3 separate regions of the Mus musculus genome follow, and all the other regions are linked to region 3. The links are chromatin loops, found by intact Hi-C in ENCODE. Cell type or tissue: left cerebral cortex. All regions are shown on one strand. Each heading gives the region's core, and the rest is flanking DNA. Links, peaks and the distances in the headings are about the cores only. Region 1 overlaps Gm36883 (a long non-coding RNA gene). Region 2 overlaps Fbxl2 (F-box and leucine-rich repeat protein 2). Region 3 holds the start of Gm29825 (predicted gene, 29825).

Region 1 (10,935 bases), core at 1,725-9,724, 66 kb before region 3:
GTCCTTCCTGCGGTTTAATTACCTTTTCTCTCCTTCCTCTTGTCCTTTCTCTTTCCCTTCCTCCTTGTTTAAAAATTTTTTAAATTTATTTTTGTTTGTATTTCTGCATATATGTGAGTAAATAACCACGTGTGTTTGGGTGATCATGGAGGCCAGGAAAGAATATCCGATTCCCCGGAGCTGGAGTTACAGGACGCTGTGAGCTGCCCAACCTGGGTGCTGGGAAGTGAATTCCAGTCCCTCTGGAAGAGCAACAAGTAACGCTAAGCTGCTGGGCGTCTCTCCAGCCCCCTCTCCCCTTCTGTAGCACTGGGGATTGAAAGCAGGGTCTCCTGAAACGGAAGCAGGCACTCCGCCACTGAATTACTCAGTTGGCCTGCGTCTCCTGCATGTTTGACTTACCAAGTCCCATAAGCTGGCCTCAAATTTGTAATTCTCCTGATTTACCAGTGCCTGCGTCGTTGGGTTACATGCATGCACCGCTATACCCAGTTCAAAGCACAATCTTTTGAATGTAAACAATGGGACTCGGGAACGAGCTGCTGCTGAAGTCCCTTCCCACCGCAAGCTCTAGACATCCCTGTGGTCCCAAAGTGTGGTTCCACCGAAGTCCACTCTTGGGAAACAACCAGTGAATCAGGCCTACTTACAGAGCTAGGGGTGAGGGTCACAGGCGGGAGCATAGGTGGCCTTAACAGGGCCGCAATGGAGGGTTGCACTCAGCAGATGGCTCTTCTATGGCTGTGTAGTGGAGCTCCTTCCGGCATCCTTCCCCACAGACCTCCTCTAGCCCCGCCCAGAAATCCAAGGTTGTGCGCAGAGCAGAACAGGACACAGCTGGTTGGGCAGAGTGCCTGGACACTTAAGTGAGGGTCCCATGACACTCCGTGTCCTCTCCTTCCAGGAGGGAGGGGCAACAGCTGGGATCTTGGGGGATCCGGCCCAGGGGATCCTGAAGATGGTAGCGGTTTCGCTCTGAGGATAGTCCAGTATGGCAGGGTCTGATTACTCTTTAGTTCTCATCTGTAAGTGTAACAACTTGGGATGTTTATACCTGCTGGGTGCATGCAGAGTTGTGGCGGGAAGCCAATGGGGAATAGAGCCCCAAAACGGAGGAAGAATTTGATGATGAATCTAAAGATAGGACACGGGCAAGGGGAAAATGCAGAGAGATGGTAAGCAATACAAAACAAAACACAAAACCAACCAACCAACCAACCAACAAAGGTGAATTTGGAGCCAGGAGGATGGCTTGGCAGGAAAGAAAGGCTGCTGCTTCAGTTTGGTCTCACTTTACACAAACCTGATGTCATCTCGGAAGAGGGACTCTCGACTCCTCGAGGAACTGCGTCCACCACACTGGCTGGTAGCAATGTCTTTGGGGCACTTTTTTCATTGCTGATTGATAAAGGAGGGCCCAGTCCATTGTGGGTGGTGCCATCCCTAGGCAGGGGGCGTGGCTATATAAAAAGTAAGCAGATGGAACTTCCGGGATGTAGAAGTCTTTAAGACTGCTCTAGAGGAGTTAGGTTCTGTTCTCCACACCCACAAGGAAGCTCACTCCCATCTATGACTCCATTCCCAATCTGTCGCTCTCTTCTGGCATTTTTGGGCACTGCATACATGCCAGCAAAACACTCACATACATAAAATGAAATAAAGCAAATATTAAAAGAAAAAGAAGAAAGGTAGCTGGATGTGAGCCTGGGAGCAAGCCAGCAAGCAGCATTCCCCCGATGATGTGCCCTGCAGGCTCCTGCCTTGAGCTCTTGTCCTGTCCTCCCCACGTGAGTGCGGACTTCAACCAGTCCACCCCGAGTTGCTCAAGGTCGTGGTGTTTAGCACAAAATGACAAAGCAAACTCGGACAGCAGAGGACCTGAGTTCAGCACCAAGATTCCATGAACCAAACTCAAAAGTCGTCTCTCACTTTCACTGTGAGCCCCCCTCCCTCCATGAAATACCAATAGTAGCAATGAAAAGAAGAATAAAATAAATTAAAACAGAAATAGAGCCGGGCTGTGGTGGCGCACACTTTTAATCCCAGCACTCGGGAGGCAGAGGCAGGAGGATCTCTGTGAGTTGGAGGCCAGCCTGTTTGCAAATCCAGTCTCGTGTTCCGTGCAGGTAGGCAGTGGTCACCTCGTACTGTGCGCTCCCGGTGGCTCCCGGTGGCTCCCGGTGGCTCCCGGTGGTGGGCTAGAGGCCAGGGTCAAGGCCCTGGTCCATCCTCCTGGTTTGTCTCCAGCTTCCTGCCTGTGTCTTTCTGACCTGCCTCTCAGGAATGGTGGCTTTTGGTGCTGCGGGGAGGGGCGTGAGGTTCTAAGGACTTCGGAGCCTGAGCTGACAAAGGAAACCGAGGTAGCTCAACAGGTCAAGACCTCACACTGTCCTGACCACCTGCAGGCTACTCTCAGCTACTGAGTATGGTGAATGAGGCCAGGCCTTTAGAGGCCGGCTTTGTGGTAACCGGAGGGTGGGGTGATGCCTGGTAGCACTTGACCAGGAGTGGTTGGCTTGTTTGAATAATATCCCAGGCTGGCAGAAAACTGAAGCCTGCTTTCCTGGATAAACAGGAGCCCTGCTGCTCTTCCCGGTGAGGGCGGGTATTTTGGCTGGGAAACCTCATCCTTAGAAGTACAGTGGAACAGAGCATCTGAGGAGAGGCCGCTCGGGCAGGCACGTCTGTTTCACCAGACGTCTTGATTCTGAGGAAACTATTTAAGCATTGCATCTCACATCGAGTGCGTTAAGTAGGGAGATGATGATGATGGTGGTGGTGGTGGTGGTGGTGATGGAGATGGGGATGATGATACAAAATCCACAGAGCTCTTGCTGTGACCAAGAATTCATGGAAAGTAGGTATCTGCAAAGACTCACTGGTTGGTTAAAACTGCAGTGATGGCCGGGCTCGGTGTCTCACACCTTTTATCCCAGCTGTCAGGAGGCAGAGGCAGGTGGATCTCTGTGAGTTGGAGGCCAGCCTGGTCTACAGAGGGAGTTCTAGGATAGCCAGGGCTACACAGAGGAAACCCTGCCATAAACAAACAAATCCCAAATCAACCAACCAAACAAGAAGCCTGCAGTGGTGTGGAGAGGTTGGAATATTACCAGATGGCATCCGAGGCCCAGAGCAAAGCTTCTATACCCTGACCAAGGGAACCTGTAAAAGAAACATTTCATCTGAGGCACCCAGACTCCGAGGACAGTAGAGTTCACAACCAACATGGTGGTAAGTGATCCTCCCTTCTCCAGGGTCAATGAAGGGAGCAGAGTGGGGGACTGGTGAGCCCAGTGGGGAAGACAGACTTCTCTAGGATCGGCTTCAGAGAGGCAGCTCGGCTTTATTCAGGATGAGCAATGCTTATATAACACTTTGGGGAGGGGGGAGGGATATCCAGGGTGGGCAAAGGTCATTGGGTTAAGGAGCTGAGATACGTCATCAGCATGAGGAGGGATTGCAGGAATCTCGGGGACTTGCTGAATGGGTTTCTGCAGGCAGGCAAGCAGCCAGGCAGCAGAGAAAGGGGGTGGACTTGTAATTTTTCTAAGGGCTACATGATGTTCCTCAGATCCTGGGGGTCCAGGACCCCAAAATAGAGAAGAGGAAGCTCAGGGCTTTCTGCCAGTGGAAACATGGCTGCAGGCAGGCAGGCAGGCAGGCAGGCAGGCAGGCAGGCAGGCAGGCAGGCAGGCAAATAGCAGGCATGCAGGCAGGCAGGCAGACATGGCACTGCAGCAGTAGCCAAGAGCTTACATATGATCTATAAACAGGAGGCAGAGAACTAACTGGGAATAGTAGTGTGGGCTTTTAGTACCTCAAAGCCACCCCCAGTGACACACCTCCTCAACAAGGCCACACCTCCTAATCCTTCCCAAACAATTCCACCAACTGAGGACCAAGCACTCAAACACATGAGCCTATGGGAGCCATTCTCATTCAAACGGTCACACCGATGAACTCTAATGCATTTTAAACTTGCCTTGATTTACGAGGTTCTTGGTTCTGTAAAACTATAGAACTGGTTCTACATTGAAACATGGAATTTGGGATAGACTAAGTCTGAGTTCCTGGGTCGTGTTCATTCAAATGGCTCCAGAACAGATTGTCTCTTGTTCCCTTTAAGGTGAGAGCTGTAGTTTGCTCCGACTTTGTGGCTGTTAAATGGGAAGCCTCAGGGTACTGCAAATAGGACACAGAGATCTGTTAAGCTCCAGAACTGTAACTCCTTCTCTGCATCACTTCTGGGACACACTTGTGAAAGACAGTGATTCACCAAGCCATCGTGGTAAACGCATTGATGGCCATAGTGAAGAAGTAATTCTGGGAACTCTCATGGCAAAAAGATGATGATGACAGACCTGCTGGTGGTGAGAGAGGGCTTAGCCTCTGTCTTAGTGAGGGTTTTACTGCTCTGAACAGACACCATGACCAAAGCAACTCTCATAAGGACAACACTTAATTGAGGCTGGCTTACAGGACCAGAGGTTCAGTCCATTATCATCAAGGCGAGAACAAGGCATCATCCAGGCAGGCATGGTGCAGGAGGACCTGAGAGTTCTACATCTTCATCTGGAGACTGCTAGTGGAAGACTGCCTTCCAGGCAGCTAAGACTAGGATAGCAAAGCCCACACTCCTTCATGTAAGTTTTAAAAACATTTGTGCTTAAAATGGAGAGCTTTCAGGGTTTGAGTGGCAGTTTGTACCATTGCCCCCCAAACACATCCCTCAGCGGCCTCATGAGCACTGGCCTGGTGGCACATGCTTTTAATCCCAGGACTCAAGAAGCAGAGGCAGGAGGATGAGGCCAGCCTGGTCTACCTACTGAGTTCCGAGCCAGCCACTGCCACATAGTGAGACCCCATCTTAAAAAAAAAAAAAAAAATCCCCGCCCCGCCCCCAGGGGGCTGGACAGATGGCTCAGCGGTTAAGAGCGCTGACTGCTCTTCTAGAGGTCCTGAATTCAATTCCCAGCAGCCACATGGTGGCTCGCAACCATCTGTAATGGAATCCAATGCCCTCTTCTGGTGTGTCTGAAGACAGTAACAGTGTACTCACATAAAATAAATAAATCTTTAAAAGAACTAATAATCCCCCCAAACTAAGCATACTAGTCTCGTAGAGCTAGGGCATTGTATTCAGGAACATGAAACAAAACAGGAAGCAGGGACCTATGGACCTGGCTTATTGGAGACACAGACAGGAGGATCCCTTGAACCCGAGAGTTTCAGAGAAGCCAGCTTCATCTTTAATAAAGAACAACAGCAAGGCTCAAAGAAATAGATCAGGAAGGGGTACTGTGTCAGAACAAAAGAAAACGGGGCTCGGGGAAGCTGATGGTGACGTAAGACGGTGACGTACACTTCGAATGCTAGCACTCAGGAGGCTGAGGCTCTGGGAACAGCAAGTGTGTGGCTCTCCTGGGTTACATGGCAAGAACTTGTCTCTTAAAACAAAGCACACAGGAAGGAGGAAACAGTACAGAAAAGGCTTCCGTGGAAACCAAGACATCCTGGAGCAAGGACTCAGCAGATGGTGGACTGCGGCTGTAGTTTCCTGAAGAGACGGACAGAAGATAGAAACCGAAGGCGGCGGCGACGGCGGGTGTTCCGGGAGACACAGCATGGTGAAGAATAGAAGCCGGGAGTTAGTCTGGATTGTGTTAATTATACCGTCCGTATTTATTTTTAAACTTTTCTATATTTTAGGGGTTTTGAAACTGTTGTTAGTTTTCGTTAAAGTCTTGCCATGACACTCTGGCTGCACTGGAATCTCTATGTAGACCAGGCTAGTCTTTAATTCACAGAGCTCCACTTGCCTCTACCTTCAGAGTGATAGAGTTACAGCTCTATACCACACCAGACGTTTTAAAATTTTAAAATTAGGTGTGTGTGTGTGTGTGCGCGCACATGGGCATTACCTGAGAATTGAACTCAGGTCATCGGGATTGGGGCAAGCACCCCTAGCTGATGAGCCATCTCACCAGCCATAGGAAGTTCCTCGGAGCAAAGAAAACATTGGCTCAATAGTAAACTGGACAGGATACTGAGAGCCTGTGCATAACTAAGAAATATGAGCCAGGACATCTGCTCCTTCTCCGCATTCCTTCCTGTTTCCCAGAGCAAAAGCCAGAAGAATTTGGGCAAGTATTAGTTACTTATATTCAGACTTGTCCAGTGTCCTATTCTGAGTGACGCTACTGTCCTGGTGTCATGGCTGAGAGAAGTCAACACACTCTCTGGTGCTCCCGGTATGGCTGTTAACCCGGTAAACAGCTCATTCCCACTTCCTCAGAAGCAGCTTGCCTCCAGCTAACATACTCACTGTCTCGTGAGTCCGCGCCTGTAGCTAGAGGCAGGTGTCAATCACACCCCGGCTGATGTCAGGGTCAATGAAAGGGGCACCCACTGCTCCAGAAATGTTTCAGAAAGGAGTTAGCAGTGAGGAACCCAGGCCGTGTGCAAGCAGCCATCTCACGATGGCTTCAGACTGTGATCCTGACACAACCTAGAATCACTTAGGAAGCGAGTCTCAGTGAGAGATTGCCTACATCAGGGAGGCTTGTCTTAAGTTAGCTGTTGTGTGGCAAGACAGTAAGCACCATTCCTCCATGCCTACACCAGCGCCTGCCTCCAGGTTCCTGACTTGTGCTCTTGCCCTGATTTCCCTGCATCGTGGACTGTATACTCTAAGATAAATAAACCCTTTCCCCCCTGTGGTGGTTTCAATGAAAATGGCCCCCACAGGCTCTTAGGGAGGCGCATTACTAGGCAGTGTGGTGTAGTCTTGTTGGAGTGGGTGTGACCTTGTTGTGTGGGTGTGGTCTTGTTGGAGTGGGAGTGGCCTTGCTGGAGGAGGTGTGTTACTGAGGGTGGACTTTGGGGTTTCAAAGCCCAAGTTAGGCCCAGTGTCATGCTATCTTCCTGCTGCCTGGGATCCAATTGTAGAACTCTCAGCTTCTCCTGCACCACGTCTGCCTGCTCACCATCATGCTTCCCACCATGATGATGGTGGACTAAACATCTGAACCTGTAAGCCAGCCCCAATTAAATGTTTTCCTTTATAAGCATTGCCATGGTCATGGTGTCAGTTCACAGCAATAAAACCCTAAGACACTCCCCAAGTCGCCTTTAGCCACGGTATTTATTACAGCAATAGGAAGCTAACTTAGACAATAGTTTAAAGCAGAGAGAAATGAGTGCATACATATTTGCTCGCTTGCTCTCCTGGCTTTCTCCTCTCGTACCTGTCAGGACCCCTGTCCATGGGTGGCACTGCCCATAGTCAGCTGGGCCCTCCCACGTCACTCATTGATCATGAAATACTCCACTGGCAGCCTGGCCATGGTGGCTTACGTCTTTAATCCCAGCACTTGGGAGGCAGAGGCAGGCGGATTTCTGAGTTTGAGGCCAGCCTGGTCTACAGAGTGAGTTCCAAGACAGCCAGGGCTACACAGAGAAGCCCTATCTCGAAAAAACAAAAAAAATACCCCACTGGCATGCCTGCAGGCCAGTGTTATGGAGGCATCTCCTCAACTGAGGTTCCTCTTACCAGATAACTGGATATTGCATCAAGTTGGTAAAGAAACAGGCAAAACCCCCAACCGGCAAAAAAAAAAAAAAAAAAAAAAAAAAAGCCACAACCAGCCCCACCCCCACCAGGGCAGTTGTAGGTGTGATGTGACCTTCTGGGTCATGTCCCTGCCACTGTGACTTGCCTCCAGGTTTCTTTCGATCAGTGTTTTATCTCACCAAAAAAGAAAAGCAAACTAGAATAGAGTCTTTCGTGAAACCTGAGAGTCCAGCGCAACTGGTGCCCAGTGCGCATGCCCAGGATCTGCCTCTCTGCCCCAACAGCGCTCGACTACAAGTGCTGAGCTCAGATGTTTTGTGGGTGCTGGGGAACTGAACCTGGGTTCTCCTGTTCACACATGCTCTTTCCCCATCAAGTAATTTCCCAGACTATGACTCTGTTTCTCGCCTGACTTGGTAACATCCCAACCTCCCGTCCCAGTCCCAGTCACTCCACCCCGAACTTCAGCATTTCTTAACCCCACCCACATCTCCGTATGTGGTCTTTTCATTAAATGTTTTTGCCCCTCAGAAAAGTAACTTCAATTTTTTATTATTGTTATGTTTATTATTTTTATTATCTTTATTGTTGCAGGGTTTCTCTGTGTAGCCCTGGCTGTCCAGAAGTTACTCTGTAGAACAAGCTGGCCTGGAACTCTAGACCAGGCTAGCCTCAACCTTAGAGATTCCTTCAAGGCATGCACCACCACCATCCAGTGTGAATTCATTATTTTTAAAGTATTTAATCAATTGCTTGTGGAATAAAACTATTCAATGAACATTGCATGCTTCAAACATATAGTACTGTGTGGGCTTTGAAAAATGTCCACACTCACCTGATCATTATGGTTCTCTGGAGAGGGGACATACTTCAGACTTGTGTTCCTGAACCTTTGGGCAACTCTGTGTGGCTGATAGTGTTGAGGCTTTCCTGGGGAGACAGGAACAGACGTCTAGTCACCCCAGATCGGACACTATCGACAGATTAAAGAAAAGGTCTGACCCAAGTCTAGCTGGGTGAGCCAGCTGAGTTTATTTGGGTTATTCTCTGGGGCATGTGTCACCCAAGCTTAGCTGTACCCTGAAAGGCCCGCCTCAGCTTGAGTGACAACCCTGAGGCTCCGGCTTAACCTGCAGGCAGCTCCACCAGGGAGTCTTCCCCCCCTTAGCAACTGCTTGCTGCTTATAGAACCTCGGAGCAAGACCCTGGAACTTTTGCAAGTTTCCCCAGTTTGTTTAAGTTTCTGAAGATTGGGGCTTCCTAAGTCCTTGAATCTTAGGATCCTTCCTCCCTCTGTAGGTGATGGAGCCATCGCAGGAAGTAGCTACTCAGTACAACAGGCCTTCATCTCTGACTTCTTTTTCCTTTAAAAAAAATGTATGTATGTATGTATGTGTGTGTGTGTGTATGCATGTATGTATGCATGCATGTATATACATATGTATGTATGTATTTTTAAAACAGCCTCCCACTATGTAGCCATGGCTATCCTAGAGCTCACTATGTAGACCAGGCTGGCTTTGAACCCCTAAGAGTTCTTCCTGTCTCTGCCTCCCAAACACCCATATTAAAGGTGAGCTACCCCATACCTGGCTGGGTTTTTTTTTTTTTTTCACTTTTTGAATCAAATTTCATTAAAATGGAATCATATGGACGAACCTTTTTGCATTTGGCTTCTTTTTCTCCATATTTGGTTTTATTTATTTATTTTGGTGTGTGTGTGTGTGTGTGTGTGTGTTTTTAAACATTGGTTTATTTGTGGATGTGTGGTGTGTTTGCCCCAATTTGAATGTGGAGGTCAGAGCACCACCAAAAGGAGTTGGCTTTCTCCTTCCCCTGTGCAGGCTGCAGAGATTGAATCAGGTCAAAGACTACTGGGCAAGTGCCTTCTACGCTTGGGACTTTTATCTATCTATCTATCTATCTATCTATCTATCTATCTATCTATCTACCTACCTACCTACCTACCTACCTACCTATCTACACCTATCTATCTATCTATCTGTCTGTCTGTCTGTCTGCCTGTCTATCTATCTATCTATCTATCTATCTATCTATCTATCTATCTATCTATCTATCTATCTATCTGTATATGGGTACACTGTAGCTGTACGGATGGTTGTGAGCCATCATGTGGTTGCTGGGAATTGAACTCAGGACCTTCGGAACAGCAGTCAGTGCTCTTAACCGCTGAGCCATCTCACCAGCCCTGTTTGAGACTTCTTGCTGGCCTGTTTTTATGATACATTTTGTAGGCTCAGGTTGCACTTGATATAGCTAAGAGTGACCTTGAACTTCTGACCCTTGAACCTCCTGCCTCAGCATCTGAAGATGCTGGGATTGAAGGCTCACACCCACACCCCACAGATGCCCACATTGAGGTTGAACCTGAGGTTTCACGTATGCTGAGTAAGTGTCCAGTCCTTTGCAACCTACCTTGATCTTCTCCTTGCCAGCTGGTATTCTATTCCACTAGAACATGTCACCATGTGTCACGCTGTTCATCCACTGATGATGCCCAAGCTGCCCCTGATTGGCACAAATGAGGGAAGTATGAGTAGTTCTGAACAAATCTTTCTGTGGATGTCCGTTTTTGTTTCTTCTGTATAGACGCCACAGTGTTTTTCCAGGACAGGAGGCAAGCATACACTCATGGGAGACAGCTGGACAGTTTTCCCCTGTGCTTGCACAAATTATACCTCTAGAACATACCATTTCCTCGGAGGAGGACAGGCCAAGACAGACCTGAGCAAAGATAATGTTTAAAATGCCATCAGGGTTAGGTAGTGAGTTGCAAAATGACTTCTATGATGTTTAGCAGGCACTGCCGTCAGATGGGTCTCCTGGTGTTCTTGCAGGCAACTTTCAGTGTCTCCTCCAGCCCAGACATGTGAGATCTCACCCCTAGGTTGTCTTGACAACTGCTAAACTGAAAGTATCTAGGTAAATTCACTTATACTTACATGGGAATGAGTCTCAGCCCTCACCCCATCAACACCCTCAAATACCTACATTTGAAATGGGAAACTTAACCACCTAAAGGGATTAATTCACGCTGGTTGCTTTGGAGGAGAGCTGCTGTCCTTTTAGTGTAATCTGAAAGTTATGTGAGGGCTAGCAAGATGGTTTGGGTTGTTAAAGGCACACACACACACACACACAATTGAAAGTTGTGTGAAGCCTTGGGCTACGTACGGTAGCACTCACTATCTGTGGGGGTGTTGGTGGGAGGGATGTGAGTGTGAGGTTAACCTGGGCTAAATAGTGAGCTCCAGATTAGCTTTGGCTCATGTAAATAATGTGAGCTGGAAAATGATGTCTGTCTTGTGCCTGATGTGGTTCAAATCCCAGACCATACTGTG
Region 2 (8,000 bases), core at 1-8,000, 130 kb before region 3:
CAGTGCCCAGTGCCCAGTGCCCAGTGCCCAGTGCCCAGTGCCCAGTACCCAGTGCTCAGTGCCCAGTGCCCAGTGCCCAGTGCCCAGTGCTCAGTGCCCAGTGCCCAGTGCTCAGTGCCCAGTGCCCAGTGCCCAGTGCTCAGTGCCCAGTACCCAGTGCTCAGTGCCCAGTGCCCAGTGCCCAGTGCCCAGTGCCCAGTGCCCAGTGCCCAGTGCCCAGTGCCCAGTGCTCAGTTTCTGCCATGGGCTATATGGATCAAGCTCAAGTCCTTGGCAAAGCCAGCACTTAATTGACTGACTGAGCTATCTTCCCAGCCCACGGCTGCTATTCTCACTGGGGGATCAGAAGGGCTCCAGTGTGTTAAAAAGAAACTACATTGAGCTCTAACAGCTAGGCGGTTAGTAACAGCATTCCTGATTTTTTTTTTTTTAAGAGCCAGGCATATTGGCCCCCACCTGTAATCCCAGCTTTCAGTAAGCTCTCAGAGAGTAGCCTGGGCTATGCAGTGAGACCTTGTCCATCTGTCTCATATATTTATGTATATACATATATATATAAATATATCATATATAAATACAGGTATAGAAACTAACAAAGCTGATTTATATAATTCTGGGGAGGTGTCGATAGCCTTGTGCCAAACATGCTGCTATTATTATTGTTCTCTCACCTTACAAAGAGTCACAACTCCCATAAGGATAGAGGATGTGGAGTCAGGGCAAGGCTATGTGGCCAGATGCCAGCCACTTTGGGTATATGCAGCCTGGCAACGGGCTGACTGAGCACAGGTGCGGCGGGCAGTGGGGCCGCGCATAGGTGTGGCTGCGGGCAGTGGGGCCGCACAGTGGGGCCACGCATAGGTGTGGCGGCGGGCAGTGGGGCCGCACAGTGGGGCCGCGCATAGGTGTGGCGGCGGGCAGTGGGGCCGCACAGTGGGGCCGCGCATAGGTGTGGCGGCGGGCAGTGGGGCCGCACAGTGGGGCCCGCGCATAGGTGTGGCGGCGGGCAGTGGGGCCGCACAGTGGGGCCGCGCATAGGTGTGGCGGCGGGCAGTGGGGCCGCACAGTGGGGCCGTGCATAGGTGTGGCGGCGGGCAGTGGGGCCGCACAGTGGGGCCGCGCATAGGTGTGGCGGCGGGCAGTGGGGCCGCACAGTGGGGCCCGCGCATAGGTGTGGCGGCGGGCAGTGGGGCCGCGCGCGCACCAACGCTCGGGTCCATACTTACTGAGCAGGACTGCAGGTTGAGGCTCACCAGCTCGTGGCAGTGGTTCTGAATGTGTTTCAGAGCTTCGTCCTCTAACTGAGTGGATGGAGGAAATGAAAGAGGGGTGGAATCCAGGTGAGAGAATGGATCGGGCACCAAGATGACCACCACAGCAAGGAAAACAGGCTGACCAGATGTGTGACCTCTGTACCTGTGTACAACCCCTCAGGAGCAGGGCTTTCAAACCCCGGCACCCCCGCACCAGCGCCTCAATGCCTTCCTTTGTGATCTGGTCACACCAGGAGAGGTTCAGATATTCCAGGTTCCGGCAGCCCTCGCTGAGAGAACAAAGAACAACAGCACCCTGTGCAGCCTCCTGCAGAAGGTGCTGAACTCAGTACACCACAAACAACCTAGAGAGGAGACTAGGCCAGGGCCTGGCGGAACCACTTCCTCCTCACCCAGTGAAGCCACCAGGAATGCCTCAGTCCAAGGCACTGACCATACTAGGACTGGGTTTAGGGGTTCTCTGTGCAAGTGCACATATGTGTGGGTGCATGGTCCATATGGCCAGAGGTTGACTTCGAGGTATCTTCCTCAGTTGCTTGCCACCTTTTGTTATTAATTTTTAAAAAAATCAGTTGATTGTAATGAACTCACAAACAAAAAACATGACATAGTTAGATTAAGGTAGAGAATCAAACAAATACTAACCTAGCCTCAAATTCTGCACATCTCAGTGAGCCCCTGTGCAGTTAGAAGGGCCATTCCAGAGCCACAAGTTTTGCCTAGAATTTCACACGTTCACTATTAATTACAATTTATTGTACTTATCCACCATCAAAAGAAAATGATAGCACTGAAAATAGAAAACGGGGCTGGAGAGGTGGCTCAGTGGTTAAGAGCACTGGCTGCTCTTCCAGAGGTCCTGAGTTCAAATCCCAGCAACCACATGGTGGCTCACACCTGTCTGTAACTCCAGTTCCAGAGGACCTGACACCCTCACACAGACATACATTCAGGCAAAACACAAATGCACTTAAAAATAAATTTAAAAAAAGAAAATAGAAAATAATTAGCTTTAAAATCTCTTTCAAATTTTAAGTGTGTGTGGTTATATGTCTCTGAATGCAGTGGCCCACCGTGTCCAGAAAACGAGAAAACTAGAGGCAACTGTTAGCTGTCTGCCATGGTGCTGGGAACTTGGTTCCTCTGCAGGAGCAGTGCGTGCTCCTAACTGTGGCGCCCTCTCCCCAGCCCTAGCTTTACATCCTGCATTCTGCCCCCCCCCCCCTACCTCACAGGGTCTCTCAGTGAACCTGGCTGGATTCGGTGCCCCAATTCAGCGAGGCTGGTCGGCCAGTGAGCCCCAGGTCTCCTCCCCAGCACTGCAGCCCTGGGGTCACTGGCTGTCTACGTGGATTCTGGGACTTGTCTTTATTGCCTTACAGACAGAGCCACCTCCTCGGCCCACACTTTTTTTTTTTGACCCCCCTCCCCCAATGCCAAGCGCTCTCACCTGATGCCCTTTAAAGAGCTGTTGGTAACAGACACGCAGGACGTGAGATCCAGGTGTTTCAGCTTGGAACAGAATCTGCTAAGGCTGTAACACGTGCTGAAACGAGGCAGACATACTAAAGACGTTTCCAACCTTGTTTTCCGCCTGTCTCCTTGTGGCCACTCCCGCCCTAGACCCGTCCTTAACCCTACCTGTCAGTGATTTTCGTGCAGCCATTGAGGTTTAAATGTTCAATGTTCCGGCAGTTCTGTGCAAAGGTCCTAAAATGAGAAGGAAAAAAAGAGTTGTTTTTCCCCAACCTAACAAAAACGCTGCAAAGCAAAACACCAGTGGCTACAAGTGCTCTGGCGGCTGCAAGGTGGCCACTAGAGGGCAGCACAACCATCCACTTCAAACTGCTTTCCAAGTCCACTCTAACTCGGCAAAGGCCACAGACTCCTTGGCAGATACAGGGCTCAGTAACCTGGGCCGCTCCCAGACGCTGCCTACTGCTAGCCTGGCATAAAGACCCAAGCTACCTGTCAGCTAACCCTCCTCCAGCCCCACCTTGGGGGTCATCTGAGATGGGAGGCCTGATACTTCTCGACTGGAAAAGTCCACTTGAAGCAAGGTAAGACCTCTGTGCTGTGCCCTGGGGCACTCTGACCACTGTCAGTCTTGTTAGTATCAAGAGCCATCATCTACAGGCAAGAACCCCAAGTTATGAAGAACAGCTGCCTTCCTTACGGTGGGTGAGAGCAGGACCAGACGCAGAAAGCTACACATGACTACCGCTCCCTGCATCGTCCTGAGGCACTTCAGCGGGTCTCACGGGTCCTGGCTATTCCATGACATCTCCACCACCTCCAAAACCTAGCCACCTAGAGCCTGTATCTGCTCATTCTGCCCTGCTGTGTGAGGATGGGGAACCAAAGTGGATCCCTGGGGCAGGGCTAGGAAGATGAAACCCAAGAAGTCCATGGGGCTCATCAGGGGCCACGGAATCGAATGCCAGCAGCTGCCATGTGCTACCCTGATATGTGCATGTGAGCAACTCCCACGGCCGGGGAAAGAATTAGCTAGAAGCATGACACCAGAGATGCCATGCAGAGACCTTCAGCCTATGAGCACTTGCTGCTCTTCCAGAAGACCTCAGTCTCTTTCCCAGTACCCAAAGGCTGCGCACAACCATCTATAAATCCAGTTGCAGGGAATCCAGGGCCCTCTGATGGCCTCTGCAGGCACTGCGTGCCTGTGCAGACAAACACGTATACACATAAAACAAACAAACAAAAAAAGAAAACAAAAACTTGAGTCTTTAAAACCAGTCTGACTGATTTCTATGTTGCTGGCGATCATGGGCTCCCCACATTCTACAAGAGCATTCTCCCTCAAGCTACGTCCTGCCAGCCCCAAGACTAAGAGAGGGTACGATCCCCAAAAGAACAGTCAAACCAATGAAGAATCAAACTCAAAACAGCCTTTATAGGAACAAAATGTGTTCCACACCTAAGAATGTGGAGCTCGTGATGTCTGCACACACCGAACAAAAGAGGAAACTAAATCTGTAATGGACACCACTGCCCAATCAAAGTTTACTCAAACGGGACAGAGCAAGAACAGGGCAAGGGCCCTGAAGGTTATCACTGAGTCACCCAGAATGCTGTGCAGCTGCGGCACAGAGTGGCCGAGCTGAAATGTACTGGACGGACTTCTACAGCAGGAAGAAGATCAGTGTGGCTGAAGATTCATCAGGGACACTCCAAATAAAGCAAAGAGCAGAAGGCAGGGGGTATGCTCAGTGGCACAGGGAGCCTGGTGTGTACTAGGCTCTGGGGACAATTTTCAGTAACATGTGTACTCATACACACACACACACAGGAGCTAGTCTGTGGCATAGCTCAGTTATAAACCACAGATATGACATGTATGAGGTCCTCAGTATTGCAGGAGGCAGCGGGGAGGCGGAAAATCAATGTATAAAAATTAATCAGGTTTCTATTTCTATTAATGAACAATATGGAAGGTCAGAGCAAAGCATACATTCTGCAACAGCACTCTCCTTCCCAGCACCCGTGTGAGGTGGCTCACAAACACCGGCAACTCCAACTCCCGGGGATCGGATGTCCCCTCAAATATACACACCCCACCCCACCCCAACAGATAAGCATATACACATAATTTAAAATAAAAATTTTAAAGACTATTTAGAACTAAGTCTGACAAAACATGGATGCAGCTTTCACACTGCTCGGTGCGAGCCGTGAGGAGCTGAACACTTGAAGCTGACACGACAGCTCTGTAAGCAGGGTTGGAAACCAACTGTCAGCTTCCAAGACATGATGGCACTAGCTGTTGAAGTGTGTGTGGCCAACTATAAGACACAGATTGCGCAAGAATAACTGGATGTCTGCAGGCAAACCCCAAACCTGAATGTGTGCCCCTTTCCACATATAAAGACCAGTTCTGTTCAGGGGCATGGGTCAGTGGGAAAGTCCGGCATGAGTGAGACCCTGGGCTCAGTCACCAACAACTGTCCCCAAATAGTCAAACAAGGCGTGGAGAGATGGCTCAGCAGTTAAGAGCACTGGCTGCTCTTCCAGAGGTCCTGAGTTCCCAGCACCCACATGGCAGCCCACAACTGTCCGTAACTCTAGTTCTAAAGGATCTGACACCCTCATTCAGACACACGTGCAGGTAAAACACCAAAGCACATGGAATCTTTTAAGTCAAAATAGAGCTGAGTTGCTGGGCTGTGGTGGTGCACGCCTTTATCCCAGCACTTGGGAGGCAGAGGCAGGCGGATTTCTGAGTTCGAGGGCAGCCTGATCTACAGAGTGAGTTCCAGGACAGCCAGAGCACACAGAGAAACCCTGTCTCGAAAAAAAACAAAAACAAAAACAAAAACAAAAAATTAGAAAGCTTGTACGCAGTGGGCTGTAGAGGGGTCCAGCAGTCAAGAACACTGTTTGCTTTCTCGGCACCCATGTGGCAACTTATAACTCCAGTCCCAGGAGATTTGACACCCTCTCTGGCCTCAGTCAGTACCAGGCACACATGGTGCAAACTCATGAAAGCATTTACACATACACATAAAATAAAAACAAAAAAACTTTGTAGACTTTCACAAGGCAGGCACAGGGTGGGGTGCGTGTGACCCCAGGAACACAGCAAGTGCTTATGTTCTAGAAGAAAGACCTCAGTGAAATGTCTTTCAGGAAAAACCTCCCTTTGGGGCTAGAGAGATGGCTGGGCAGCTGGTAGCACTTGCTGTTCTTCCAGAGGATTCAGGTTCGGTTCCCAGCACCCACATGGTGGCTTCTCAACTCCATAACTCCACTTCTAGAGGAACCCAATGCCCTTTTCTGGTCTCTGCAGGTACTGCACATACATGGTGCACATACGTGCAGGCCCACACACAAACACAACAATTTAAAAATTAAATAAATCAGCAAAGAAGCTTCCTTTCAGACAGACAGACAGACAGGAGCCTGGGAGAGCACCCTTGCAAAGGTACTGTGCAAAGCACTGGTATTCACAATGAATTAAGAATTCTCAAAAATCATAAAATACAACCAAATGAAAAAATGGACACATGACCTGGACAGACATTTGCCCACACAGTTCATGGATTCAAAACACAGGAGCTCACTGGGCAGCATCGGGGAGATAGAGAAGAGCCACATGTAACACTGAGCACCGTTAGGGCCAAAGTGAAAAGGACACAACAGCCACACCAGGGCTTGGCAGGGCGAAGAACTGGAGAGTCACAGACTACACGGAGACTTAAAACAATTCATTCAGTTTCAAGACAATAGATCGGAGGCTTCTTAAGTTAAAGCTGGGGCTGGGAGACACTGCAATGTCCATCAGGCAGCCGTGCTGGGTGCCAAGCCTCACAGCCTGAGGTTGATGCTCAGAAGCCACGTGGCAGGAGAGAAGCAACTCCTGGGGCTTGTCTGCTGCCCTCCAACACAACCGATGGCATGTGTGCATACACACACTCAAGTGTTGAAGAGAGGGTGTACTGGCTAGTTTTGTGTCAACTTGACACAGCTGGAGTTATCACAGAGAAAGGAGCTTCAGTTGAGGAAATGCCTTCATGAGATCCAACGGTAAGGCATTTTCTCAATTAGTGGTCAAGGGGGGTTAAGGCCCCTTCTGGGTGGGACCATTTCTGGGCTGGTAATCTTGGTTTTATAAGAGAGCAGGCTGAGCAAGCCAGGGAAAGCAAGCCAGTAAAGAACATCCCTCCATGGCCTCTGCATCAGCTCCTGCTTCCTGACCTGCTTGAGTTCCAGTCCTGACTTCCTTGGTGATGAACAGCAGTATGGAAGTGTAAGCCGAATAAACCCTTTCCTCCCCAACTTGCTTCTTGGTCATGATGTTTGTGCAGGAATAGAAACCCTGACTAAGACAAATTGGTACCAGCAGAGTGGGGTATTCCTGTGACAACCTGACCATGTTTTGGGGAGGACTGTGGAAGGACTTTGGAACTTTGGGCCAGAAGATCGATTTGGTGTTAAGAGCTCTGTCGAATGTTGTGTAGGAGCTTGGAAGATAATGTTGAGAAGAGTGCAGAAGATGGAGTCCTGGCTTGTGAAATTTCAGACGGAAGATTAAAGACTCTTTTCAGGGCCATTTCTGTTTTGATTGTGAAGATTCTGTGGTTCTGGTTAGCTGGGGCTGAAGAATCAGCTGTGATTAAAAAGATACCAGAACTACTAAAGCAAAAACTTTGCATTACTGGGACTATTGATGCTGGTTAACTGGAGCTAAGAAATTAGCAATGATTAAGAAGAGACCAGCATCATTGAGGTGACATCTTCTGGGAAGTGTTTTTTGGGAGCACAGAGGCTGTGTTCCAGAGATAGCCAAGGTTGTACCTTGTGCTGTGGCTGGACTTGGTATTGTGTAAGAGTCACCCAGGTGGTACTGGCTTTGAAGGCATGAAGGGGTCATGCAGAGCAGCTGAGGCTCGGCACTGTGAGAGGCCATGGAAGGCCATTGGTGAAGGTGCAGCCTCAGTTGCAATTGATGGCCCAGGACTGAAGGGGTCATGCAAAGGAGTTGAGGCTTGGCACCATGAAGAAAGCCTATGAGAGGCTATTGGTGAAGCCTAGTTACAGTGGAAAACAGCAGCATTTTGGAAATGCCAGTACCATGAGATGACCACCAAGAACAGCAGCAGAAGTGGAGTACAGGCAGCTGGAGCCTAGAAGACAAGGTGTGTGCTACAAAGGGCATGGCTGGGGAAGTGACCCAAGCCCTTGGAGGAGCCTAGAAGATCGTGAGTT
Region 3 (10,935 bases), core at 1,104-9,103:
AAGTTTCTCCCCACCCCACCCCGTGTACATAGCTTCTACTCCCCCACACTAGGTCATTCAAGTCTGGAGTCACCAGAAAAAAGAAGTCGCTGTTTGGGGGATGGCAGATGATCAAGAGTTCAGACAGCTGCGATGAACGATTAGTTGTGGTTTCTTCTCACAGCCTCGCTACCAACTGTGCTGCCATCCATGTTCAAACACTATTAAGTGAGAATGTTTTCTCTGGCACCAATCCATCTTCTCCCCACAGTTTAAGTATTGATTTAAAAAAAAAAAACTGAAGTAGCTTTGGTTTGCAGCTCACATTTAAAACTTAAAAAAAAAAGTTATTTCCATAAAAGTTGGCAGAAACTGGCCACTGTTCATTCCCCCAGTGGCTATAATAAGCCCTTGCCCACTGACAATCTAACAGATCTTTTTCTGTTTGCCACTGGGTTGCGTTCAATAAAATTTTTGTGCTTAACATTCCCTTAATAAGGGCTCCTAAGAGCACCATTTCCTTCCTAGGGCAGGCTTTGTGGGTAATGTTCCCAGCAGCTCTCCTGGATTCTAGAGGTGACTGGAGCCCCAGTTAGTGGCCATTAGAATGTCTTGAACTCAGACAGATACTCAGGTACTGAACTCAGTGCTCAGTGTTTGCTTAGCATGCCCAAACCCTTGGTTCACTCCCCAATACTGCGTGTGTGCAAAACACACACACACACACACACACACACACACACACACACACCCCTTGCCTGCTGTGCATCCCAAGGTTCCCTTTATTTCAAGGGTGATGGCTCACACCTGTAACCCCAGCACTGGAGAGGTCAAAGGCAGGAGGATCAGGGGTTCAAGGTCATCTTCAGCTTGAACAAAAAGAAGAAGAAAAGAATCTGTGTGTTGGCTCACCCCTTTAATCCCTGCACTCAGCAGACAGGGCACGGGGATCTGTGTGTCTTTGAGGCCAGCCTGGTCTAAGTAGCAAGTTCTAAACTAGGCATGGCTGCACAGTGAGACCCCGTGTCAAAACAACAAGAAGTAATCTTGAACCTGATAGGCTGTTGGTCAACCTCACATGCACGTGCATACACTAACTTTTCCTTGGTATCTCTCCTCTCTGGAAGTCAAGTCTAAAGGCTGGTATGGGGTTCACACCCATCATCCCAGCACTTGGGGGACTGAAACAGGAGGACTATCTTGAGTTCAAGACCAGACCGGGCTATAAATCGAGGCTCCAGATCTCAAAATACAAAACCAGATTATAGGTTGAGTCTGAGTGGCTACAAGTGATAGATAGCCCTTAGGGTGTGACATTCAGACTTCTGGAATTTCCTAGAGTTGATCAGATGGGTCATTGTGATGGGGTCACTCACAGATAGCCCTTGCTCCATCCTGGGGGGGGGCACAAAGGATAAATAGACCATCTCAGCGCAGACTTGGAAATCCCCATAAACTTACACTGCTTGCTTTAAAGAAATCTTGTGTTTGTTTTGTTTTGTTTTGTTTTTAAAGGACAGGCCAAGCTGTTGCTGATTAAACAAACTGTAGCATTTCAAACCACAGCATTGTCAGCCTCGAACATACTGGAACACACTGCTGAGTTGGGTACCCAACTTTTAAAGGCCCCAACTCAAACAGTATCCATATTATTTACCCTAACTCTAAAGACAAGGGCCTTAAGGCAAATTCAGGAGCCAGGACGTTCTCTGGAATTCTGGGGAAGCAGCTAGCCTCAGCCCGACCACGCTCCAGTCCAGCCTCCTTCCTGCCCTGGCCACGCCCCAGCCCAGCCTCCTTCCTGCCCCGGCCACGCTCCAGGCCAGCCAGTAGGTGAAGAAGAAAATACTTGGGTCCCCGCCTCAGGCTCTGCCCTCTGATGATTCCAAATTTTATCTGCATCCTGAGCCTCTCAGACCAACCTCAGGCCACCAGCTCTGTGCCAGATCCCTTCCCCGCCCACTGGTGCCATTAGTCACTTTCCTGTGGCTGTGACCAAATACTGACAAGAAGCAGTTTAGGGGAAGAAGGGTTTATTTCAGGGTACGGTTCAGGAAGACATTCCGCTGTGGGAAGAAGCGGGGCGAGGTACCAGCTGGTCACATTCAGTCGCCTCGGGAGCAGAGAGATGAACACCCGTGCCAGCTCACTTTCTCATTTTTCAGTCCTGGGCCCCAGCCCAGGAGAGGGGCCAAGCACAGTTAGGGTAGGTCTTTCTACCTCCGTTTACCAATCGAAACTCCTTCCCTCACGGGCATGCTTAGAGGATTGTCTCCTGGGCCATTCTAAACCCTGTTTCGCTGACAGTATTAGCCTCTCACCGATGTTGGTAAATGAGATGTCATTCTTCCTATCTTTCAGGCCCACATTCTGCTGCCGTCTTTGAGACTTCTTACATTCAACACGCACGCCCCATTATCAACTCCCAGGATGGCGCTTTCAAAATCCACATAGAATCTAACCACTTAGAATGGATGCAGCCATTGCTCTGGGAGACCCTGCAGCAGCCCATCCCCAACACCCTCTGCTCAGGTTTCCTGTGGCAGGGCAGTGAGTGACTGACTGTGGGGCCTGCAGACACGCCACCGTGCAACCCGAATGCTGGCACCCTTCAGCACAACCCAAAGGCTTAACTACAGACTGTCGGGCATCTGTCTCAGGCCCACATGCCTGCCCAGCCTTCCCTCCTAGGTCCTGGGTCCATGCCTCTCCTACAGGTCTCCCTGCAGCGTCCTAGATCGACAATCGCTACACCCTGAGACTTGATGCCCCAAGGCCAATCTCACCTTATCAGTCAACCCGATCGGTTGTCAACCTCATTCCAACCCCTGCTCCTCCCTGCTTCCTCCCTGCTTGTTCTCCAGTCAGCATCCTACAACTAGGAAACCGAGGTTCCTACAAACACATGAGCATTCCTCTTCCTGCAGACTCCAAGCTGTGAGGACAGGGCGGGTGGTTAACATCAAAGGTCAACATCCAGAATCACCCAAGACTTGAGACTCCAGGCCTGAGACGGGGTTTCTAGGTTTCCTTACCTGAGGTGGGAAAGCCCACGGTAAATGCAGCTAGGCCTGTCTAGGGGCTGGACCCCAGATGGAATAGAGAGAAGTGAGCCTATCGCCAGCGTTCTACTTCCTGCCTACAGATAGATGCTCCAGCAGCCATGACCTCCCTCCATCATGAACTTAAGCTGCTGTGACTCCTGCCGCCATGACGTCCCCTCCCAAATCCACCCTGCACCACTTCTCACCATGGTGACCTCCCATCTCCGTGACCTCCCACCCCCACTGTGACATCCCACCAGTGTGAACTCCCACCATGGTGAACTCCACCCCACCTGTGACCCCCCCTCCCCCGAAACCTCCACCACCGTGACCTCTCTCCCACCCACTGTGACCTCCCACCACCGTGACATGATAGCACGATAGAGTCCACCCTCTTACTGAGAGTCAGACAAACCCTTCCGAAGTCGCTTGTGTCATGTATTCTGTTGCAGCTCCCAGACCAGGAACTAACAGAAGCAGCTTTTCCTTTGGTGACTCCGCATGGGACCTCTGCTGTCAGTCAAATGCCTAATGTGGAACAGGAACCCCACAGGCCTTAGGAGAATAAAGAAAGCTAAATCCACCCCTGGCCTGTATCATTTCTAACCCTGAGACTTATAACCGGGTACTGTTCACATTAAATGACATTGTAACCCCTGGTGTATTCTGAGGACTCCAAGAAACTGAGCAGAGGCCACCTTCGGTTGTTGTGAGCAAGGAGGAGCTCAGGTTAGGCCGAGTGAACCAAGTGAAGGTGACCCTGAGGCCCCAACCTCAGCCTTTATCTTCTGCCACCTTTTGTCCTTAACAAGTGGCATAAAGGAGAGGAACGTCTGGAAGGACGGAGAGACCAAAGAAATTCTCCAAATATATTTATCATCTTTTAGTGTTTTTCTTACTTAAAAAATAATACTGATTTTTCTTCAGGGATGAGAAAGCAGACCACAGAAGACTGTCTTTCTGAACATGGGGGAGACACATGGGATCAGAGGGGAGACGAACGTGACTTTGAGGAGGACAGACTAGATGAAGGGAACACATGTGTGAAGGGAAAGACAGGCATGAAGACGTGTAACCATGAAGACAAGCGTGAATACTGAGTGTGAACAAGGGGAAGTCAGGCTTGTCCTTGGTAGGGAGAGATGGTGGCTTCCTTCTTACTTTAAGAAGAGAAGGCTGTGAGATATCAACAACCCAGGCACTTGAAGAAAGAGGAACGCGGAAGAGAGGTTCCTTAGCCCCTGTGGACTAGACAGACTCGTCCATCTCTAAAAAGTCGTCCACATACTCCACAACCTCTCCCTGTAAGAGATGGCAGACACCTCAGTTAGGCAGGCCACAGGGCACAAGAGGCGTCAGAGACAGGAAGAGAGTTTCCCAGAGGACTTCGTTTAAAACTAAACCTCATAGGATTCTGAGGATGGTCTTGGTGGAGGAGTCAATAGACCTTTGTTCCTCTTCCCAATGTACCACCACATCCAACATCAACAGGCTTTCATATGGTGCCATCTTGTGGTGCTCCGTGGGAATGCAGAAGAGAAGCCCGGGCAACCTTCATGGAAACCTGTCCAGTGGGGTTGAAGCTGGAAAAATAAAAAAAAATAAAAAAAAATTTAAAAAGAGTTTATTACTCTTTCTCTTCTGCTTTTCAGTATTCATTGTGTGTTGGCGTTTGGTCTGTTGCTATGCACTGTAGTGATCAATGCTGGTCCCCAAGATCTGGCTGCTGCAATGAGGAGATCCTTGGTCAAGAGGAAATCATCGCATATACCAAGTGATGCTATGGAAACTTGCTCCTTAGTTTAAAGCTATTGGTTAAATAAACAGGTTGACAACTCGTAACTGGGCAGAAGAGAGGTAGGCAAGGCTTCAGGTGCGGGGCTTGGGGTCTGAGGCAGAGAATACCAGGAGAGAAAAGAGAAGAAGAAGGAAGATGCAGGGGTAGGTGGAAAGTGAGAACATGGCAATGAGGGCCAGACATTTGGAAAGGAGTGGGCCATGAGAAACATGGCAAGTTGTCCCTGAGGATCATTGACTGGAAAGTAGACTGACTAGCATAAAGGGTGGATATCTGCCCAGCTCTAGTGCTTTTAAGGCTTATTATAAATTTAAAAGTTTTGTGTCTTTATTTGGGAGGTAAATGATCAAAAGTGGGGTAGAAACCTCCAATTAATCTTTCTACATTAATTATGTCTTTAATTGAACTATTAAGGACAGATAGACACATGGTTGGGGCTGTCTTAGTTACTTTTCTATTTTTTTTTTTTTTTTGTGATAAAACACCATGACCAAGTCAGCTTGTTAAAGAAAATATTTAACTTAGAGTTTAAAGTTTCAGGGAGTTAGAATCCATAGCCATCATAGCAGGGAGCAAGGCAGCAGACAGGCAAAAATGGCCCTGGAGCAGTAGCTGACAGCTCACATTTTGATGTGTGAGAAAGAGATTGAAAAAGACCTTTGTGAAGTAGGCATCTAAACAGGGTTCTTTAGAACCATGTAAGCAGATGAGAGAAAACTAACTTTGTAGTTGATCGTTCTTAGATCAAGAACATTGGTATTTATAATAACCCACACTGTAGTCCTGAACTTGTATGCGCAGACTCGCCTAAGTAGCAGATGTTGGCTGTCATGGTATGATTATGAGTTCACTATGCAAGCTCTGTGACTTATGGCTGACCCGTACCTAGTTATGTTCAGGCCTGAGAGCTGAGTGCCAGTATACTTTGAGATTTCCTCAGAGTACACGTCTATAACTACAGAGCGATAGTAGTGTTGGAATCTGAGTATAATGGGTAACTGTTGTGATACCCGAGGTATGATATTACTAGCCATTTAGTGCTTTTGCTTCAACTAGACTGGTTAATATTTCTCAAAATATTTTGTGTAAATACTTATAACTGCTGTATTATTAGAATTATGTTTTATTTTATTTTATTTTATTTTTGAGACAGAGTTTCTCTGTGTAGCGCTGCCTATCCTGGAACTCACTCTGTAGACCAGGCTGGCATCAAACTCAGAAATATGCCTGCCTCTGCCTCCCAAGTGCTGGGATTAAAGGCATGCACCAGCACGCCTGGCTCTAGAATTATGTTTTATTATATATTATATTTTAGTCTACAAAATATTTTGACATTAGAATTTAATGTGTTTGTATGTATGTATGCGTCTATATATATTTGTATTTCCTCCCTCAAGATTGTGCTTCATAGACATAACACTATATCATAAACATACCAAGAAATAACTAAGGTTCTCTGTTTTGAAATTATTAACCTCAGAAAAAAGGAGTGGCTTCACAGTGGTGGGGATAAATTATGATATAAATCTCCCACTATAATGTGTGCCTATTTTCATTTTTAACAAACATTCCGTGTCATTTTCTTATTAGGTATATTTATTCACTAAAATGTAGGTATGTCTTTTCCACATATGTGAAGGTTTAGAGTGTGTACCTACTCCATATTGAATAATTTAAATCCATAATTTATGATTTATCCTGAATTGTAGACATCACAAATAGGTAACATTGTGACCCACATCTCTTTGGAGTGAGGTATCACCCAATAAGTTGATTATTTTGTTCTGGATGACTGATCACTATTTCAACAAATGAAGTAGAGAATAGATGAATTAGACTGGTGAACTAACTAGAGAGTCAGGAATTATTTACAGTAATCCGTGAGCATAGTGTTCGTATATGGTGAACAAAAAGAATAGTGTGCAGAGGTAATCGTTCTGTGCGTGTAGAAACATGGTGCTGAAAAGATGTATTAACCCTTCCTGCTGTTTTCACGTGTGATGTGGTTTATTTATCCTGACACTGCTTCAGAGAGCTATAGCTTTCTTGATGAATTGGGCAAAACCTAAATATAAAGAGGTTCATATTTGTGAAAAGCTAATTAACCAAGATGGTAGGTTTCCAGTGTACACGTCAGGATGTCTCAAGTCTGTAGAAGTCCTAGGCATTATCTACTTTATGACATCAAATCCATGGTCACTTTATCACAGGACACCACTGTCACATTTCAACCTAGTCATTGCAAGGAAGTACCAGCCCTTCTCGTCAGCTCACAGATGCGTAGGACTGGGATCCTTATCCTCACACCTGGCCTAAAGCCAACTACAAATAGAGAGATCTTTAATTGATATCTGGTGGAAATACAAATGTTACCCTCAAAAGTGCAGAGACCTTGTGAGCCACAACCTGGGAGAGTGACACAAGTACTCAGAATATCTACCCAGTTTTTAGAGCCCCCATTACCCTTGGAGCAACTCTCACATAGAGCTGAGTTAGAGGACTTGAATGGCCAGCAGGATCCAGATACTCCTCTTCCTTATCACTGTTCTTTTTAATCTGGATGCTACAAAGCACATGAGAATAAAAGGAGAAACAAGGCACAGGGTACTTATTATTGTTTTCCAGAAGTCAATAAATTATTGCATGTCAAAGGATGAATGGATCAATATAGTTACACCATGTCCCTTATACTAAATTCACTTCCCCAGGAAAATGTATGTGTTAAAAAGCTAAAATTCTGTGTTTATGATGAATGCAGAATCAGAATGTGTCAACTGATGGAGGTTGAAATATGCTTGTGAGATGTGATGAAGAGATTCTTCAGTCCTTTTGGGTTTCAAAATGCTTAAAGGGAAGGATGATCATATGTGGTTTCATCGTGACATTTATTTTAATGAGGAGAATGAGATGTCTTGATAGTAGAGGTGCTTGTCATTGCACCTGATATTCTGTCTCTAACCCCAGAACCCCAAATAATAGAAGGCATAACTAGATACCAACAGTTGCCCTTGGATGTGCTCCCTCCCAAACTGAATCCATGCACTAGGTAGTTACATATTAAACCATAGACCCTTATGTTGCTTTATATTCCCGTCCTCTAGAAAGCAAAAGGAAAAAAAAGGGAAAAAAAGCTTTTTAGTTTTCTAGTCTTTGCCTATACTCACCATCAGGAAAGACAGCCCAGTAGTAGCCTAACTGAATCTAATCACATGTACTGCCTCAGTACACTTTTATCGATGTCAAAATGCTTGTGTAAATAAGTGGTGCCATGAGCTGACAGTGACTTTCTGTCCCTCTAGTCCTACCTCAAGAATGTACTGACACACCCTTCTCAACTGATGACCGTCCTCGGACAAAATCCTCACTGACCGTAAGAAGCCCTCTTCCTTTATATAAGAGAAAATTACTTTAATGATTCCCGCATGTGTTTATGACTATAGCACACTTGAAAAAGTAAAGTTGATTAAGTGTTTCATGTATTAAATATTTTATTTAGGAGGAAAAGGAAATGTAATTATATCAGATCGGGATTTATTAGAACTGTATCAGGTAGTGACTTTGAGTCAGGGCAGACTGTCTTCTGGACAATAATATTCTGCCTTCAATACCAGTATGTAAATTTCACTCAGAAGGTGGCAGGCATATCATTCATGTAGACTTGAATGTTTACATAAGCGTTTACTCCTTTTATGGCTTCTAGAGCCTGTGGTTTAGGTTGAATCTGATTATGTTCCCCAAAGATGGATGTAGAGGAAGCATCATATGTCCTAGCATGGCATGTTCAGGTGCCAAGAACTTAAGACATAAGGATGCATGCAAATGATTGGCGTGCATCCCAAAAGGGGATAGTATCACTAAATAGGTGTTAGCTTCACCATATTGTCATGTAACTCAGCTAACCTTCAGTAGAAGCCAATGCATAAGGTTGCCTGATGTGGCACTTAGTCAGTAAATATGGGAAACACTCTAGTTTTTGTCACAAAGTAGGCATCTTGAGGTATTCTGTGTCAGTATCACATAATATACTAATACGGAACATTTCCCCTGAGTCTCTAATAGTCAGTAAGAGTCAGTAGATTAGTAAGAGATTTGATTAGCTCGACAAACTTGGTACAATTATGTCCTGTCAAGAGGTGAACCAAAGAGTTGTACAAACAGGATTGAGCATCATCTAAGTCTCTTAAGTGTTTTCTTTCCTGTATGTTACAGGTGGGCTCCAGAAAACGCCGGAACAGTATGTATCCTGCAGTCGCTGAAGACATGTGTTAGATATGAATTGTGTTAATACTGCTTGTCTTTTGTCTGGTTGCACCACAGTGAGCAAATCAGCTTGTATTGATTGAAAAATCAGATGTTTGTTCTTAAAAAAAGTGATGCCTGAAGTGAGAAATTGTAGCCCTGTGTGTACAGCTGTGACCTCTTTAGTTTGTTGTTTTGTTCACGAGGCTGCCTCTAAACCTATCTTATCTACACAGATATCCAAGTTACTCAACTCAATCTACAGAGAAAAAGTTTTGAAAAAAAGTCAGAATAGACAATTTACTCATGTGTTTAAAGTTTGCCACAGCCACATGTGGTAGGTTGATTTGCATTTTTCTAGGCAGATGAATAAACCAAGATTCAGAGTAAGTGACAGAGATCTTTAGATATGCAGTGCAGCATTAGATTTAACCCAACAGAGGGCGTAAAAAATAAAAACAGGGAAGACTTTCCAGTTTTCTAGCATCAGCCTGTAATAACTCAAAGCTACAGGAATCCCAAAGACTGCTGGGACTACCACAGTGCTCAGAAGACCTGGGCAGTGTAATTCACCTGCCTACAGACATGAACAAGGATGAAAGAAAAGCCCATGTTTTTGTGCAGATTACTGACTCTGTGCTCCATTGAAACTGGCTACATGTATATGAACGGAGGTCATGCTAGGCTTGGTTGGTTCCTTCTAGTAAAACCTGGCGAAAAGCTTTAAAGGATTGACACTATTTAGCATGAACACAAAGAACAAAACAGCTAAGGCAAAGCATTCACTAAGAACTCTGGTCACCACCTAGATACTGATCTTTGCTATCCAATTTTAAAAAAAATATATATGATATTTTTGCTTTGGTTTTATTTGTTTGTTTGTTTGTTTGTTTTTCTTTTGAGACAGGGTTACTCTGCCTCTGACTACAGGAGTAAACTACCACTTCCATGGAATACACATACAAAAGGGAGGTACATTCTATGCTCCAAGAGACTTTCCTCTCAGTAGTGGTCAGTCTCCACATTTTAAGTGTGAATACTGAGAAGATATATTCAGCAGCGAACCACATGACTCAATATCATTATTTCAAGTGTTTTCTGCATAGTTCATCTATAGTGTTAGCACTTTGCTACACTGTGGTTTGATTAAGGGAAACTAGTGTGAGAATATGAAGTAGCTCAGTTGTGTCATTGTCAGACCATGCTTAGGATGTCCATGACCCAAAGTCTGTATCTTAGTTCTACATAAAATGTTCTCAGGATAGCTTCATCCTATTAATACTTATCCTAGAGAAGTGAAGGAAGGAGAAACACAAGTTCAAGTTCATTCTTTTCTGTAGAGTGAATTACTTGCTAGACTAGAATAGACACTTTTCCCGAAAAAAAAATTTTATAAACAGAGAAGGTCAGACTGGTGAGAGAGGCATGACCAGGTATGGTGCACTCTCACTGCCCTGCAGTCAGTACCAATATCTAAGCAGAAACTAAGAAAGGCCATACAGGTGGGCAGTGAGTATGTCACCTACAAAGTAATGTGAACACACACTGCCTATTATATCACCAATGCACCAGGCTGCTGTTCTTGTCAGTTCATGTTGAGGACATGTCCAGGCTTGGCTAATTGAAAGGAAGTTTCTATTCAGCCCAACCATCATGTGACAAATTAGTCTTGAGTAACTTTGAAACTGAGCAGTTTTTATAAAATATCTCAATGTGGTCATCTGATCAACAAATTACTCCCTGAGAGGCACCAGTCAGGTTGAAGTTCTTAGAGAAAGACCACACATAGTTTCTTAGATAAATAGGGACAATAAATACATTCTCTGCTGCCCATGTGAAACCAACTGAAACCTCATGCTTCCTAGATGCATTCAT

Evidence for each region. A loop is a pair of places that touch in the nucleus more often than their neighbours do. Peaks named below come from ENCODE experiments on the same cell type or tissue, not always from the same donor. Only the 100,000 strongest peaks of a DNase experiment are listed, where the experiment ranks them.
Region 1: a loop joins it to region 3, with 2.0 times the contacts of the local background. A loop is called at or near these places in 4 of 42 quality-filtered maps.
Region 2: it touches region 3 in a loop (7-fold over the local background); 24 of 42 quality-filtered maps call a loop at or near these places.

Annotation. Positions count from the first base shown.
Region 1 is chr9:114,045,423-114,056,357 of GRCm38, forward strand. It overlaps Gm36883 (a long non-coding RNA gene), which reads right to left. Exons shown (of 3, transcript XR_379916.4): 1 at 10,010-10,935; 2 at 8,409-8,503; 3 at 5,227-5,557. Among named protein-coding and RNA genes, the nearest start is that of Gm36883, 6.4 kb to the right of the region's middle. In left cerebral cortex, for the core only: a CTCF peak has its summit at 4,989 (motif pointing left); a DNase peak (open chromatin) is centred at 5,556; H3K4me3 peaks cover 455 bases.
Region 2 is chr9:113,987,894-113,995,893 of GRCm38, forward strand. Fbxl2 (F-box and leucine-rich repeat protein 2) reads right to left here. Exons shown (of 15, transcript NM_178624.6): 6 at 2,916-2,984; 7 at 2,725-2,820; 8 at 1,417-1,543; 9 at 1,227-1,301. Among named protein-coding and RNA genes, the nearest start is that of Fbxl2, 35 kb to the right of the region's middle. In left cerebral cortex, for the core only: CTCF peaks have their summits at 3,084 (motif pointing right) and 3,903 (motif pointing left); a DNase peak (open chromatin) is centred at 3,109.
Region 3 is chr9:114,112,350-114,123,284 of GRCm38, forward strand. It overlaps Gm29825 (predicted gene, 29825), which reads left to right and starts at 5,739. Exons shown (of 27, transcript NM_001378688.1): 1 at 5,739-5,836; 2 at 8,121-8,191; 3 at 9,031-9,055. The coding sequence starts at 5,812. In left cerebral cortex, for the core only: a CTCF peak has its summit at 4,545 (motif pointing left); a DNase peak (open chromatin) is centred at 4,530.